Linked DNA regions of Homo sapiens: region 2 is linked to region 1. A link is an interaction called in ENCODE POLR2A ChIA-PET data of the cell type or tissue named here. Cell type or tissue: PC-3. All regions are shown on one strand. Each heading gives the region's core, and the rest is flanking DNA. Links, peaks and the distances in the headings are about the cores only.

Region 1 (6,986 bases), core at 4,415-6,914:
AGATGTTAGAGGATAAAAAATTTCAGTTAGCTAGGAGTAAATTCAAGAGATATATTATACAGCATGGTGACTATAGTTAACAACAATGTATTGTATTCTTGAAAATTCCTAATAGAGTTTATATTAAGTGTTCTCACTACTAAAAAATAAGCATGTGAGGTAATGCAGATGTTAATTACCTCAATTTAGCCATTCCACAATGTGTGCATATTTCAAAACAACAGGTTGTACATGGTAAGTGTGTACAATTTTTATCTGTCAATTAAAAAATGTAAGTTATTCTGGTTGGTAGGAAATTACATTATTTTAATTTTTTTCTCTATGCTTTTTAATACATTCTTTTTTTTTTTTACAATAAATATGTCTTGTTCCTATAAGAGAAATGTAAATGTATAGTGTGTGTGTGTGTGTGTGTGTGTGTGTGTGTGTGTGTGTTTAACAAGGTAAAGCAAAACTGTTGTAGGATACATGCTTAACTGGCCCTTTGTTTCACCCATATATGCACATATGCATATGCACTATCCCCAATTCCTGGTTCTTTTGTCTTTGGATGCACTAAGCATGCTGAGTAAACCTTGACTTGACTCTGCTCAGATGAGGTGTCAAAAGTTGGTCAGCTTGTGTTTCCCCTGCTACTTGGAAAAAGCTGTAAATAGGACATCCTGAGGCCTTGGTTCTGGTTCTCACTTTGTGACCTTGGGCCAGTTACTTCCCCTCTCTGAGTCTTGGCTTTCCAACTGGAGAATGAGCCAGCTGAGCCCCAAAGACTCAAGATGCCTTCTTGGTGAAAAATGCTTTATCTGCTGGAGCTGGACCTCATTGGCCATGAGAGCTGTGCTTGGGACACAAAGTTAAAATGGGAAGCCCCCAGAGATTTAGGATTGTTAGTGTCCCCTTCATGAACCATGTCATGGACTGTATTCATCTGTTCTCATGCTATAAAGAACTGCCTGAGACTGGGTAATTTATGAAGGAAAGAGGTTTAATTGGTTCCGCATGGCTGGGGAGGCCTCAGGAAACTTACAGTCATGGGTGGATGGGGAAGTAAACACATCCTTCTTTACATGGCAGCAGGGGAGAGAAGTGTAGAGCAAAGTGAGGAAAAGCCCCTTATAAAACCATCAGATCTTCTGAGAACTCACTCACTATTATAAGAACAGCATGGGGAAACCACTCCCATGATCTAATCACCTCCCACAAGGTCTCTTCCCCAACACATGGGAATTACAATTCAGATTACAATTCAAGATGAGATTTTGGGTGGGGACACAGCCAAACCATATCATAGACCAAAGGCGATTTGAAGCTCTACTCAGAGCTGTTTGTCCTAGGACCTGGAGTTGGTGGCACTGGAACTTCTGCTCTAACCCAGGAATGCTGGGTTGGCATGGTGAGAAATGGGTCTTCTTGATGGTTCACACGTTCATGCAGCAAATGCCTACATGCCTACCACATGCAAAGCCTTGCACTAGACACTGGGAACAGCACAGAGATGGAGCAAATAGGAACCCACCACACGGAGTCACCAAGGAAGAAAGGACAGTGGCTGAGTGATGACACCAGAGAGAAAGTACACAGCACCGCAGGAGAGGCACAGGGAAAGTGCTTGAGAATTCAGCAGAACTAGGTCCTGAAGAAATGAAGCATGTGGTTGGGGAGGGAATGAAATAACCAAAGCCTTGGGAAGAGATGAATGGGGAAAGTGGGCGATTTGCTTCAGGGAAGGGTGAGGTGAAAGGTGTAAAGGGAGGAAAGGCTGGAAAGGAAGCAAGATTAAGACGGGCTGTAAATATCTGACCAAAGATCCTGGCACTGACTCATTCATTCATTCATTCATTCACTCAGCAAACATTTCCTATATTCCAACAAAGAAGGCAATTCAAGGCTTGAACCTGGGCTGGCATTTTGTAATGGATGCTGCTGTCCACGAGGGAAATCAGCCAAGAGAGAAATGGTTCAGAAACCCCTGAAAAAGCATGGCTCTCGAAGTATTTGTTATCACTTTGGAAGGGTCCTAGGAGCAAAGGGAAGCTGTTTCCTAAAGGCATTGATACAACGTGCTAACTTAGCTTTAAAAAGCAACACAATGCCTTAGAAAGAGAGTCAGAACCAAAGGCAGGCAGGAAGAAGCGGGAGAAGAGGCAGCACTGGCTGAGCCCCTGCAGTGGGCTGTGCTAAGTATTCTACCGAGGGCAGGCCATCTTCACTATTACCCTCTGAGACAAGTACAACCAAGCTCCAAGAAGCTGAGTAATCACAACTCACCCAAGCCTGCACAGGGAGTAAATGGAAGAGCTAGTGTTTGAATCAAAGGCTGAGAAGGCAGGCTGGGTGCCGTGTCTCAAGCCTGTAATCCCAGCACTTTGGGAGGCCAAGGTGGGCGGATCATGAGGTCAGGAGTTCGAGACCAGCCTGGTCAACATGGTGAAACCCCATCTCTATTAAAAATACAAAAAAATGAGCCAGGCTTGTTGGCTCACACCTGTAATCCCAGCTACTTAGGAGGCTGAGGCAGGAGAATCACTTGAACCCGGGAGGCAGAGGTTGCAGTGAGCCGAGATCATGCCACTGCCCTCCAGCTTGGGTGACAGAGCAAGACTCGGTCTCAAACAAACAAATAAACAAACAAAAAATGCTGAGAAGGCTTTCCTGTGTCATGCCTCCTAATCACCAGAGTTTGAACCCATGGAATCTGTGTGCACAGGAATCTAGGGCACTGGGCTCAGATTTGGTGAATTTCAACAAAACCCTAGGAGAGTTGGAGGAGGCAGAGAAAGGCTGCCAAAGTGGCAGAGAGATACAGTGGGGGTGGAGAGAACTGGAGCTGCCCAACAGGAGCTATGTGTGAGGACTGGCCACAGGGTCAGAGACGCGGCATGCTAGGCAGAGGGCAATGCTTTCACACGCTGTCACACGACCATGCAGCAGGGCTGGAGTACGTCTCACGTTACAAGCTAACATTTGTTTGGTGGGCACTGTGCTGAGGGCTTTGTGAATACACAAATACACAATAGCATTGTCAGGGGTAAACAATACGTTATTATAATACATTGAACACATAGAATACAATATTCATAGCATATTGTGATACATTTACTGGCACAAATTAAGGACTCAAGAAATGCTAGCTATTTTATTGCACACAAAGATAGCCTGTGAGATTGATACTATTATTATCTGTTTTACCATTGAAGAAACAGATGTTTAGAGCAGTTAAGCAGTTCAGCCTTAAAGACAGAAAGCCCGCACGTGTTAGAGCAGGGTTTGAAGCTGGGATTGGAGTCCAGGCCTAACCCCAGAGCCAGCTCTCTTAACTACTGGGTTCTACTGTCTGTAAAACTAGAATGAGACTCACACGCCTTGCTCCATAGTGCCCCTGTTAGAGAGCTCAGGGGCTGGATGGGTGAGGGTTTGATGCAGGGAGGCCAGCGGCGTGCTTAGGAAGGGAAAGCTGGGGCAGGACGAGGAAGGTAGAAGGTGTGTGTGAGACATATAACAGGTCGCTATGCACAATGTGTAAGGCACTCATACAGATAATAAAAGGCAACACACCTATCAAAAATGGGCAAAGAACGTGAACAAGTTACCAATTGAAATCTTATAAAGAATTAGTAAGCTTTGAAAAGATACTCAACCTTACTAACTATCAAGGAAATTAACATTTCAAAATACCATTTATTTTCACCCAGTAGAGTGGCAAAATTTTAAAAAGATTGACAACAATATTTAGGGTTGGCAAGTGTGTTAGGGAAACACTCTTATATATTGTTGATAGAGTATGAATTAGCACAGTCTTTTTGGAAGGTAATTGGACAATATCAAAACGTAATATGCACACAGCCTAGGTTCTCATTCTAGGAATCTGTCCTACAGAAATACTCATGCATATGCTCAAACACATATTTGTACAGATGATTACTAAAGCATTGGGGTAATCTAACTGTCCATCAATATGACACTCTCTACATCAATTCTGATCCATTAATACTCTGGAACAATTAGCTGTTTTATTATTTATTTATTTATCTGTCTATTTAGAGACAGGGCCTCATTCTTTTGCCCAGGCTGGAGTGCAGTGGCATGATCATAGCTCCCTGCCACCTCAAATTCCTGGGCTGAAGTGATCCTCCCCCCTCAACCTCCCAGGTAGCTGGGACTACAGGTGTATGCCACCATGCCAGGCAGATTTTTTATTTTTCATTTTTTGTAGAGACAGGATCATGCTTTGTAGCCCCAGTTGGTATCAAACTCCTGGCTTCAAGTGATCCTCCCACCTAGGCCTCTCAAAATGTTGGCATTACAGGTGTGAGCCACCACGCCTGGCCAAGGGCAGTTTTAAAAAGATGAAATAATGAAGTGGGAAGCTACACGTGATGGCTTTAAGTAAGAAAAAAGAAAATCACTGAACGTTTTATATAGTGTGATAAGAAAGCTAAGGGGAGATATACACTAAATGATTCATAAGAGGGATGGGAAAGGTAGATTAGAGGCTAAGAGCTATCATTTTATGTTATATATGTTTTGTTTTAAAATTTGTTACACAAGCCTAAGTTGTTTTGTAATTTAAGAATATCAAATAATCACTTAACATTTCTTTAAAAAGATGTGTGGATGGCAGCCCAAAGCAATTTGAGCGTGATTTTCAGATAGGACAAATTACTTCTGTGAGCAAGAGAGTGAGGATGTCTGGTGCCATGGAGTGATCATGAGTTTGGGACTCAGAATTCTCATCCTGGCTCCACACATTTGTGGCCTTGGATGGGTTACTGAACCTTGGGGCGTCTGTTCCCTCATGGGTAAAATGGACATCACTCGTGGCTGTGGCTTCCTCTGCAGGTGACATGTGTCATGATCTTATAACACAGCACTGGTCCCCAAGTTGGGAAGGATCCAGATAATTGTTTACCAGCTGGGAGAGGGGGTGAGTCTAGAGGCCAGGGCCCTGGTTGGTCATGCTTGCCACTTCCTATGGTGTAAACACTTCCACCATGGCTGACTTCAAGCTACCAGCGTGGAGCCTGCTCCAGCACACTCCTGCAAGGACTTCAAAGGTCATTTATGCCAAGCACCACCCTGTGCTTGAGTCATCTCTTCCACATCCATGAAAGGTAGAGCCAGACCTGCCCCATGGAGCTGCCTCCCGCTCCTAGGAGTATTTCTCCTGAGGGCCACACAAAAAGTGCTCAAGATCCTGGTAAGTTACCTCGGCCTTAACTTTGGGCTCCCACATTCCACCCCCTCCCTGGTTCCTTTCCCCTAGATGCTCACTCAGGGTGTGCTGCTACTGCAGGTTCCCCTACCCTATCCTAGAAGGGCAGGAGTTTGCTGAGGCTGCTATTTTATAAGAGCCCAGTCCTTGGGCCCAGCCTCACTAGGAGCAACAAAGAGTGACTGGGACCAGGTCCGTGGGAAGTGGGGGCGGTTTGTGGGGTGACGCAGCCTGGCTCACCTAGGAGGCACACGCAGATCTCATACAGTGGTTGGAGTCCCTTTCCATGTCATCTCTGCTGGGCTTTGGCAGTAGCCGTCTTTTTTTTTTTTTAGAATTGAAGTTTTTTATTAGAAACTTTTTAACTATGAATTCAATTTTTAAAGAAGCGTAGGACTATACAGCTTATCTATTTCTTTTTGAGATAACTTTGGTAATGTGTATCATTAAGGAATTTTTCTATTTCATCTCAGCTGTGAAATGTATAGGAATAAGTTGTTCATAATATTTCCATTTTATCCTTTATCTGTAAAAAGTGTAGTGTTGTCACTAAGCCTCATTCCACCCACTCAGCTGACTCAGATGCTTCAAACCAAGGAATCCTCCTAGAGGCTAGGCTGAGTCATCCTCTACTGTTAAGTAACAGTGAAAAGCAGGATTGAAATGCAGGACTCTGCCTTCAGCCAGCCCCGGTCCACACAGAGCAGAACTTGCGGTGACTGACTCCCCACTGGAGGTCCCCAGCTCTTTCCCCTTCTTGTCTGGCAGCACTTCTAAGCCTGGAGTCCTGGTCCTGCCCATTTGCCAAAGCTACAGTGTAGCTCAGCCCCTGTGGAGTAAGAAGGACTGAGCTGTTGCCAAGCCCCAGTGCCTGGCACCAGCCCTCCAAGAACGCTGGAACCCCCTTCCCTCTCATTTCTCACTTCCTTTCTCTCCTTACCCCGCTGGCTCCAACCTGAAACCAGGTACAATCTTCTGTCGCATCTGCATTGGGTGGGGTATCACTTCTGCTGACAGGAGACGAGTGAGCAGGGGCAGGTAAGGATTCTGAAGCAGACAGAGTCTCCCGCCCCCATCATACTATCTTTCCAGGCTCTTGTCCACTTTCAGCACCTCCCCTCCTGATCCCATACCTTGGAAAAGGACAAATATATCCACCCTAAAAAATAATGGGACCTACAATCTTGGAAGCAAAATTTGTCTGTGAAAAGAGGCTATGTAGAGAGCACAAGGCTTTGTTGCCTCCCAGTAATGTTCACAATTCCGCCTTACCCACCTCAACCCTAGCAGGTCTAGACCTGCTCCCTCTGGGAAGTGTACCTACAGCCCTGGTTTCAGGAGGCTTGGCGCTCTTGTTCTTTAGGTTATTTGAGGATCTTGTCTCCTTGAGTAGACTGTCCATGCCTGAAGGGCAGGGCTGTGCCTCACACCTCTCTGTATCCCACTAAAGAGCCTGACCAATGCTGGGATTCTAGAGGTTTCCATGAACAGCCATCCATCCACTCATCCATCCATCTGTTCATCTGTCTGGCACAGGCAGTGCATGCTTACTAAGCCCCAGCACTGTGTAGGTCTAAAGATACAGACAAGTTACTATCTCCGTGGGACCTTTGTGGTGGGAGATTGATCTGTAAGCCCAAAGAAATTATTTGTATTAATACATAATACCTAGCAATTATAGAGCACTTGCAGTTTACAAAATGCCACTGAAGCCCAATGGATACCTGGGTCAAGAACTGGGTATAGAACCCAGATCCGTCCGACTCTATTCATTGGC
Region 2 (8,771 bases), core at 3,250-5,749, 120 kb after region 1:
TTTTTATTAGATTGTTTTTCTTATCAAATTGTAGGACCTGTATATATTCTGATATGTTGAAAATATCTTCTCTAATCTGTCACTATCTTTTTGCTTTGGATGGGGTCTTTTGTTACACAGAAAATTTAAATTATGATGCAATCAATTCCTCCTTTTATTATTTTGGCTTTTTGTGTCTTGTGTTCTGTACCTTGAGAATAGAAATATTTCCCCCTGTATGTTCTTCTAACAAATTTAACTTTTGTTTTTCATATTTAGAGCTTTAATCCAACTGGAATTTATTTTTCTATTATGTGTTGAGTAAGAATCTAACTTCATTTTTTCCCCAGCAGGGCAAGCCAATTACTCCATTTATTGAATTGTCCATCATTTCTCAACTATCATCTGTATAATACATTATTTCAAATTTTATATGAGGCTATTTCTGGAATCTCTGGCCTATTCTATTAATTTATTTTTCTATCCCTATCCCAATATTTCACTATTTTAGGTACAACAGCTTTCTAATGAGCCTTAATTCTTGGTAAAAACAAGCCTCCCTTTGTTCTTATTTTTAAAATGTTTCTCAAAATTTTGAAATGGTGAAATTTGGTATCAGTTTATTGGGTTCCAAAAAAGTTCTGTTATTGAGTTTCTGGTTTGAGGCATTGACTTTAGAGATTAATTTGGGAAATAATTGATATATTTATGATTTCATTCAGGTCTATTCTTATGTCCTTCAATAATGTTTTATAATTTTCTTCAAAAATGTCTTCCCACCTTTTGATAGATTTATTTCTATGTACCTTACAGTTTCTGTTGCCATTGTGTATATAATTTTGTTATACCACATTTTCTAATTACTATTGGTTATTCCCAATATATGGGAACAATATTGATTTTTGTGTCTTGCTCTTATATCCAGCAGTTTTCCTGCAGTTTGTAAATAATTTTGGATTATCTATACATACAGTATTGTCTGCAAACAACAATAATTTTTTTCTCCTATTCTATTTAGCTCTTCTTTTTCTTGTCTTATTGCAAAGGCTAAGACTCCAGTACAATGTCAAAGAGCAGGAATCGTTGATGTTTCTACCTTTAATGAGAATGCATCTAAAGTTTCACCATTACATATTATATTTATGGTAGGTTCTCTTCACTTTTTAATTTTTAAAAGATACTTAGTTTTACACACACACATATTATAAAGAGTCAAATTATTCTACAGTAGTGGTTATGAGAAAAAGTAATTCCCCATACTACTAATATTTTTCAATTTCCTATTTTTCGTTTTCTTCCATTTTTTACTTTTTCACTAAAGAAAACTGTATCCATATACAAAAGCAGAGAGAATAGCATGAGGAAACCCCATGCTTCCATCACCCAGCTTTAACAATTACCAACAGATAGCCAGTCTGTTTCATCTAAATCTTTATCCATTTCCTTCCATCCTAAGATTATTTTGAAGCAAATGTCAGACATCATATCATTTTATCTGTAAGTATTTCATATATGTATTTCTAAAGGATAAGGACTCTTAACTATAACTATAACACCTTACCATCCCTGTATTAGTCAGGGTTCTCCAGAGAAATAGAACCAATAGGAGATTTGTGTGTGTGTGTGTGTGTGTGTGTGTGTGTGTGTGTGTGTGTGTGTAAAGAAAGAGAGAGAGGAGATTTGTTATAAGAAATTAGGTACATAATTTATAGAGGCTGAGACATCCCAAAATCTACAATTGGCAAGCTGGAGACCAAGGAGAGGCAAAGTATAGTTCCAGTCTGAGTCTGAAAGCTTGAGAACCAGGAGAGCTAATGGTGTCAGTTCCTGTCTGAAAGCCAGCAGGCTTGAGACTCAAGGAGAACAGATTTTCCAACTGGGGCTTCAAGATGGGAAAACAACATTTCCCAGTGTAAGCAGTAAGGCACAAAGAGTTCCCTTTTATTCAAGGGAGGATCTGCCTGTTTGTTCTATTCAGGCCTTTACTGATGGGATGAGGCCCACCTGCATCAAAGAAGAGCAATCCACCTTATTCAGTTTATTGATTTAACTGTTAACCTCATCCAAAAACACACCCAGAATAATGTTTAACAAACATACTCAGAATAATGTTTGACCAAATATCTGGACCCCCATGGCCCAGTCAAGTTGATACATAAAATTAACCATCACAATCTCTAAAACTATTAATAATTCATTAACATTATCACATATTTTGTCAGTGTTCATAAATTCTTAATTGTCTAAAAACAATGTTTTATTGTCTTTAAATTTTTAGTGGTTTATTTGTTTGAATCCAGATTCAAATAAGGTTCATGCACTGGCATTGTTTAATGTGTCTCTTAGGTCTGTGATTTGTAGATTACACTGCCATCCCTTTGTATGCTTTGTTCCTTGCAGTGTTGTTGTTGAAGAAACCAGATTGTTTTGTAGAATTTCCCATGATGTATGTTTTCAAAATTGCATCCCTGTTAAGTTGTTTAACAAGTTTCTTTGTTTGCTGATGCCTGATTAGATTCTGGTTAGATTTGTTTAGTTTAGTTTTTTAGCAAGAGTGTTTCATAGGTGTTATTGGGTGCATCATATGTAATGTGTGATTGTCTCTCTTTCTGTGATGTTATCAGCCATTGTTAATTATTGCACAGATCCAATAATTCATCAGAATTGCAAAATGATCATATTCTATTATTGCTTCATTGTTTATTACTTTAAATAATTCTGTAAAGAGAATCTTCTCTCATTAACTATTTGGTTATCCTTAGGCATAGTTTGTACAGAAAAGACAGAATAAATGCTTCTTTTTCTATTATTAATAGTTTTCAAGATAATAAATTTGTTTTCTGGAATTCTTCAAATCATGGATTTTTTTTTTTTTTTGAGACAGAGTCTTGCTCTGTTGCCCAGGCTGGAGTGCAGTGGCACGATCTCGGCTCACTGCAACCTCCGCCCTTCCAGGTTTAAGCAATTCTCTGCCTCAGCCTCCGGAGTAGCTGGGATTACAGGTGTGTGCCACCATGCCCGGCTAATTTTTTTTGTATTTTTAGTAGAGATGGAGTTTCACCATCTTGGCCAGGCTGGTCTTGAACTCCTGACCTCGTGATCCACCCGCCTCTGCCTCCCAAAGTGCTAGGATTACAGGCATGAGTCACCACGCCTGGCCAAATCATGGATTTAAACATATTTTATATGTTTGAGTCACTTATAGTTACTACTTTGATGCTCAAATTGTCCCGACTTTGGCAAATGGAGCTGATTTATGTTGGTACCTTAGTCCTTTTGTGTTGTTTTTTGTTTATCAATGAATATTTTCTTTAAAAATTTAGTGTATATATCTTTTTTTTTTTTTGAGACAGTCTCGCTCTGTCTCCCAGGCTGGAGTGCACTGGCATGATCTCGGCTCACTGCACCCTCCACCTCCTGGGTTCAAGCGATTCTCCTGCCTCAGCCTCCTGAGTACCTGAGATTACAGGTGCCCACCACCATGCCCCCGCTAATTTTTGTATTTTTAGTAGAGATAGGATTTCACCGTATTGGCCAGGCTGGTCTCGAGCTCCTGAACTCAAGTTGTCTTCCTGCCTCAGCCCCCTAGAGTGCTGGGATTACAGGCATGAGCCACCATGCCCAGCCCTAATGTATATGCCTTTTTAATTGAGAAACAATTCAATATACCATAAAAGTCACCATTTTAAATTGTACAGTTCAATGGGTTTTTTTGTTTGTTTGTTTGTTTGCGGGGGAGTCTCTTTCTGTCGCCCAGGCTAGAGTGCAGTGGCACAATCTCGGCTCACTGCCAGCTCCGCCTCCCAGGTTCACACCACTCTCCTGCCTCAGCCTCCCGAGTAGCTGGGACTACAGGTGCCTGCCACCACACCCGGCTAATTTTTTGTATTTTTAGTCATGTTAGCCAGGATGGTCTCAATCTCCTGACCTTGTGATCCGCCCCCTCAGCCTCCCAAAGTGCTGGGATTACAGGCGTGAGCCATCACGCCCGGCCAATGGTTTTTAGTATATTCAAAAAGTTGTGCAACTATCACCACCATCTAATTTCAGGATAACTGCCTTACCCGAAGAAGAAACCACATACCCATTAGCAGTCGCTACCCATTCCCCCTCCCACTCCCAGCTCCTGACAACTACCAATCTACTTTCTGTCTCTACAGATTTTCCTGTTCTGGGCGTTTCATGCAAATGAAATCATATAATATGTGGCCTTTTGTGACTGGCTTCTTTCACTTAGCAGAGTGTTTTCAAGGTTCATCCATATTTTAACATGTAGCAGTACTTCCTATCTATGGATAAATAATATTCCCTTGTATGGATATACCACATTTTATCTTTTATCAGTCAATAGACATTTGGGTTGTTTCCACCTTGGGCAGGTTACAAATAATGCTGCTAGTGAACATTCATGTGCAAGTTTTTGTGTGGACATACGTTGTTAATTTTGGGGGTATATACTTAGGAATGAAATTGCTGGGTTATACGATAACTCTGTTCACGTTTTTGAGGAACTGCCAAACTTTTTCAAAATTGGCTGTGCCATTTTATCCTGAGTCCTTTCTATAAAGTCTTAGCATTCTTTGATAGCTCTATTGCTTTCTGGCATGGCAAGACATTTTTGATGTAAGTGGCATACTGTATATTTTTTGTAATTCTTTTTTTCATTTAACATATCCTGCAGACTACTTCATGGGAGAATTCAGAGATGTTTCTCTTTCCTTTTTGCAGTTTTTTTAATACTCCAGTGTATGGAAGTACCATACTTTATTCATCCAGTCACCTTTGACAGGCATTCTGATTGTATCCAGTCTTGCTATTACAAATAGTGCTATAATAAATTGCCTCTTTCTATACATAGATAAATAGATCTATGTATAAAGATATATATGTATGTATGTTTTTTTTGTGTGTGTGTGTGTGTGTGTGTGTGTATCTTTTCATATTTCACTAGTATAATCTTTGTGTTAGGCGCCTAGAAGTGAGATTCCTGGGTTAAGGGTATATGCATAAACAATTCTGCTATATATTGCCAAATTATCCTCTGTAGGGATTGAACCAATTTGCATTATGACTGGGAATGCATGAGAGTGTCTGTTTTCCCAGTCTTGCCAACAGAGTATTCTTAAATTTTGGATTTTTGCCAATTTGATAAGTCTAAAATAGTATCTCAGTTTAGCTTTGATTTGAATGCCTTTTAAGTGAGGTTGGACATCTTTTCATAATGTTAAGGGCCATTTGCATTTCTTTTTCTAATAATTATTGATATCTCTAGCTGATTCTTCTGTGATTGCTGACCTTTTTAATTATCCTTTTTGAGAAACTTTATATACCATGGAAATTAACCTTTGTCTGACATTTAAGTTGCAAATATTTTTTCCCATTTTGTCACTGATCTTTTTACTTGACTTATGGTATTTCTTGATGTAGGTCATCATTTTAAATTCAATTTAGTAGATTTATTTGCTATTAACCTTGATATTTTTAAATAACAAATAGATACTGCCACTTCTTGATTTTTTAGTTTTAGGAATTTTCTACTCACCTTCCCTTTGGTAGATGAGAAGATAGTACCCTTCCAGCAAAGACTCACCACTCACATTGCACATTTTCAGAACCCCACCCTCCCAATATAGTAATGGGAACAGTGACTTGTGCGTCCTCATCTGAAACTGATGTCATAAGAACCAAAAGTTGGATCTTAAGGGAATAATAAAGAGTTTGTGAAGCTCCCTCTCAAAAATATAGTTAAAAATAAAAAACAAGGCACAATTTATCCTCAGATAATTTAATCAAATCTTTTAAAAAAGGATTTGCTTCCCTGGATTTGAATGTTGGTTTCTACATTATCAAGCAGTAGATGTAAGAGGCAGAGAAATCTAAATCCAAATTGTTAGGTGTCACTTCCATTGAAGAAGAAAGAAGTTCTGTTTTCATATGTTCAACTTGAACACCATGTTTTCAGGAACAGATCTATCATGAAAAATAAAATGTGTTTCTCAGAATACATATTTATCAATGTATCTTTATTTAACAATCTCCCATTTTTGCGAAAGGATGAATTCAAAATTCTTCTGGCATTATTACTTGCCAAAGAAGAGTGGGGACATGTGTCCCTCTTCTGCCATACTGTGACCTGGACAGAAGAAAGTGAATAACGACATTTTTCTCCCTGAAGCCTTCGGGAGCTTGGCCTGCAGAAGCCTCTTCTTGGTTAGGACTCAGAACCCTCTCAGAACATTGTGACCTGCCAGAGCTGGCATTGCACAGAGACCTTCCTGGGCAACCCTTGATTCACCGTCCCATAAATGTCCAGATGGAGGAAGTGGTCTGGGGAAGATGGACCATTACGAAGATTAATGCACCTTTTATAGCTAGGAGCAGCCCTTGATGTTGCCATTGCCTTCTGTTAGGTTGGTTTAACACTGAGTTTGATGGCCAGTAAACAGGTAAAAGGAATTGTATGAAGGACAGGAGGGTTAACCTGGCCAGTTTTGACTTCAGGGACTCCCAGAAAGTCTCCATTTGGCTCTTCTAATCATAAAATAACCTGTATAGTCACAAAATGTTGCAGTTGAAAGAGACTCATCTTTTGGTTCTGGCCAAGAGGCTGAGGACTATGGAAAGGACCTCAAAGATCATCAAGTCCCATTCTTTCATTTTCCAGAAGAAAGTCCAAACTGAAAGCCAAAGAGACAGGTGGAGTTCTTTTTTTTTTTTTTTTAAGACAGAGTTTCGCTCTTGTCTCCCAGGCTGGAGTGCAATGGTAGGATCTTGGCTCACCGCAACCTCCACCTCCCGGGTTCAAGCGATTCTTCTGCCTCAGCCTCCCGAGTAGCTGGGATTACAGGCATGCGCCACCACACCCAGCTAATTTTTGTATTTTTAGTAGAGACTGGGTTTCTCCGTGTTGGTCAGGCTGGTCTCGAATTCCCGACCTTAGTTGATCTGCCTGCCTCGGCCTCCCAAAGTGCTGGGATTACAAGCTTGAGACACCACGCCCAGCCTACAAATGGCATTCTTAACATGGCACAGAGCTGGTCTAGACTGGAGCAGGGGAGGGCCGGGACCTAAGTCTCTTTTTTCCCCTTCTGTGCACCGCTCCCTGAGGGCAGCAGTTCCTCATCCTGGTTGCACATTCAAATCTCCAGGACAAATTGTAAAATGCCTAAGCCTCACCCACAGTGATTCTGATTCGCTGCCTTAGGGCAAAACATTCAGCCCTGGAGCCAATAAAGCCAACTAAACTTCTACGATGGGCTGTGTAATAATTTGTATAGTATATGATTTGTGCTTTTATAGGGGCTTTTAGAGAGTAGATCAGAGAAATGACTCGAATAGTGGTAAGAATTTCAGTCGCCCCATCGGATCAGGGGCATATGTGTGTACAGTGGTTTTGGGAGGCTCTCAGGCCTGTGAGGGGATCTAGTGCCTAGGCATCCTGGCAGCCGGAAACACAGAGGAACTCTATAAAGGGCTTTCCCTCTCTAGTGCCTAGGCATCCTGGAATCTAGAGAGGGGTAGCTCTTTATAGAATAGGAACACTCTCCCTGGAAGCCCCTCGGCAGACCTCAGCTCCAAGGGGGAAGAGGCAGAGTTAGTACGAGATAGTTTCATTGGCAATGGGGCTGGAGTCTCCAGGGGTACGTACTTAGCTCTCTGACATGACTTCTTAGAAGAGGAGGCAATCTTACTATGCTCAAATAACACCACCCTTGACTCCTTTGGGAGAACAGTTGAAACTTTCAACTAGTTATTATCAGTTCATGAAAAAGTTTTAGTTTTTCTTTTAAGCTCGTTGTAGCTATCAGACCTCCAATAAGTTTCCTTAATGACCTGAGGGCAGTGATTCACAGACGATAGATGCATAGCATAGCTTTCTAGTTTCTGGGAAAGCTGGCCCCAGCCAACTTGTGAGCTTGACTGTTTGAGGCTGGGAGCCCTGTGGAGGGAGGGGTCCAGGGTGCAGGAGCAGGGAGGTGCACAGCTGCTGAGCCCAAGAGGTGGGAGGCTGGGGACGGCTGCTGAGTCCAGCTTCCTCCTATTCTTGTATTCAGTGCCAGAGCTTCCTTGATCCTCTAGAGAAGTAGAGTCTTAAGCAAGACTCATCATTAAGTTGGCTCAAGTACACGCCTGGTTCCTCTCCTTCAGCTACAACAAGAGGAGGGAGGTTTGGCTTCAGTGTCTTCCTAAACCTGCTTTCAGAGACCTGTGCTTCTTTTTTCCTTCTACTTCCTGCCCCACAACCTGCCCCGCCCCCCAATCCTGCCATGTTCCCAATATTCTCATGTGCATTCCCCCATAGCAAGTGTTACTGCTCAGGTTGGGTTGGTGGATGGGTAAGTGGCAGCCTGTGTTACAGACATCCTTCTTCATTTATCTTCCCATCAACACTTACCAATTCTGTGCCCACTGATGGTGGCAGAGGGCAGGGGAGTTCATTAATCCATGTAGCCAATGTGCACAGGTAGGCAGCATGAAGGCTGAGTTGTCTATTAGGCACCTCTGTATCCCCAGCTCTCACCATAATTCCTGGCACATAATGGGTACTCAATAGCCCTTTATTGGAAGGAGGGATGGATGGCAGATATGGGGGAAAGAAACACTGGACCTGAAATGGGGAAACCTGAGTTCTCCTCTCGGTACTGCCAATGACTCAGTATACCCTTGATAAAGTCACTTCATCACTCTGGCCTCAGTTTTCTCTTATACAAAACAAGGTAGTTAGATTGGTTGATCACTAAGGTCCTTGCAGTACCTCTTTTAGGGTCCTATGATGGTACAATTCCACAATA

The links. Peaks named below come from ENCODE experiments on the same cell type or tissue, not always from the same donor. Only the 100,000 strongest peaks of a DNase experiment are listed, where the experiment ranks them.
Region 2: POLR2A ChIA-PET joins it to region 1 with 5 read pairs; 2 of 35 experiments call an interaction of 5 or more read pairs at or near these places.

What each region holds. Positions count from the first base shown.
Region 1 is chr1:205,995,749-206,002,734 of GRCh38, forward strand. All of the region lies in intron 1 of RAB7B (RAB7B, member RAS oncogene family), which reads right to left. Among named protein-coding and RNA genes, the nearest start is that of RAB7B, 4.2 kb to the right of the region's middle. In PC-3, for the core only: no CTCF peak of the experiment used is centred there; a DNase peak (open chromatin) is centred at 5,833.
Region 2 is chr1:206,120,458-206,129,228 of GRCh38, forward strand. It overlaps AVPR1B-DT (AVPR1B divergent transcript), which reads left to right. Exons shown (of 3, transcript NR_186693.1): 3 at 6,033-6,348. It overlaps LOC105372869 (a long non-coding RNA gene), which reads right to left. Exons shown (of 3, transcript XR_922476.3): 3 at 5,749-5,949. Among named protein-coding and RNA genes, the nearest start is that of AVPR1B-DT, 7.1 kb to the left of the region's middle. In PC-3, for the core only: no CTCF peak of the experiment used is centred there; no DNase peak of the experiment used is centred there; H3K27me3 peaks cover 659 bases.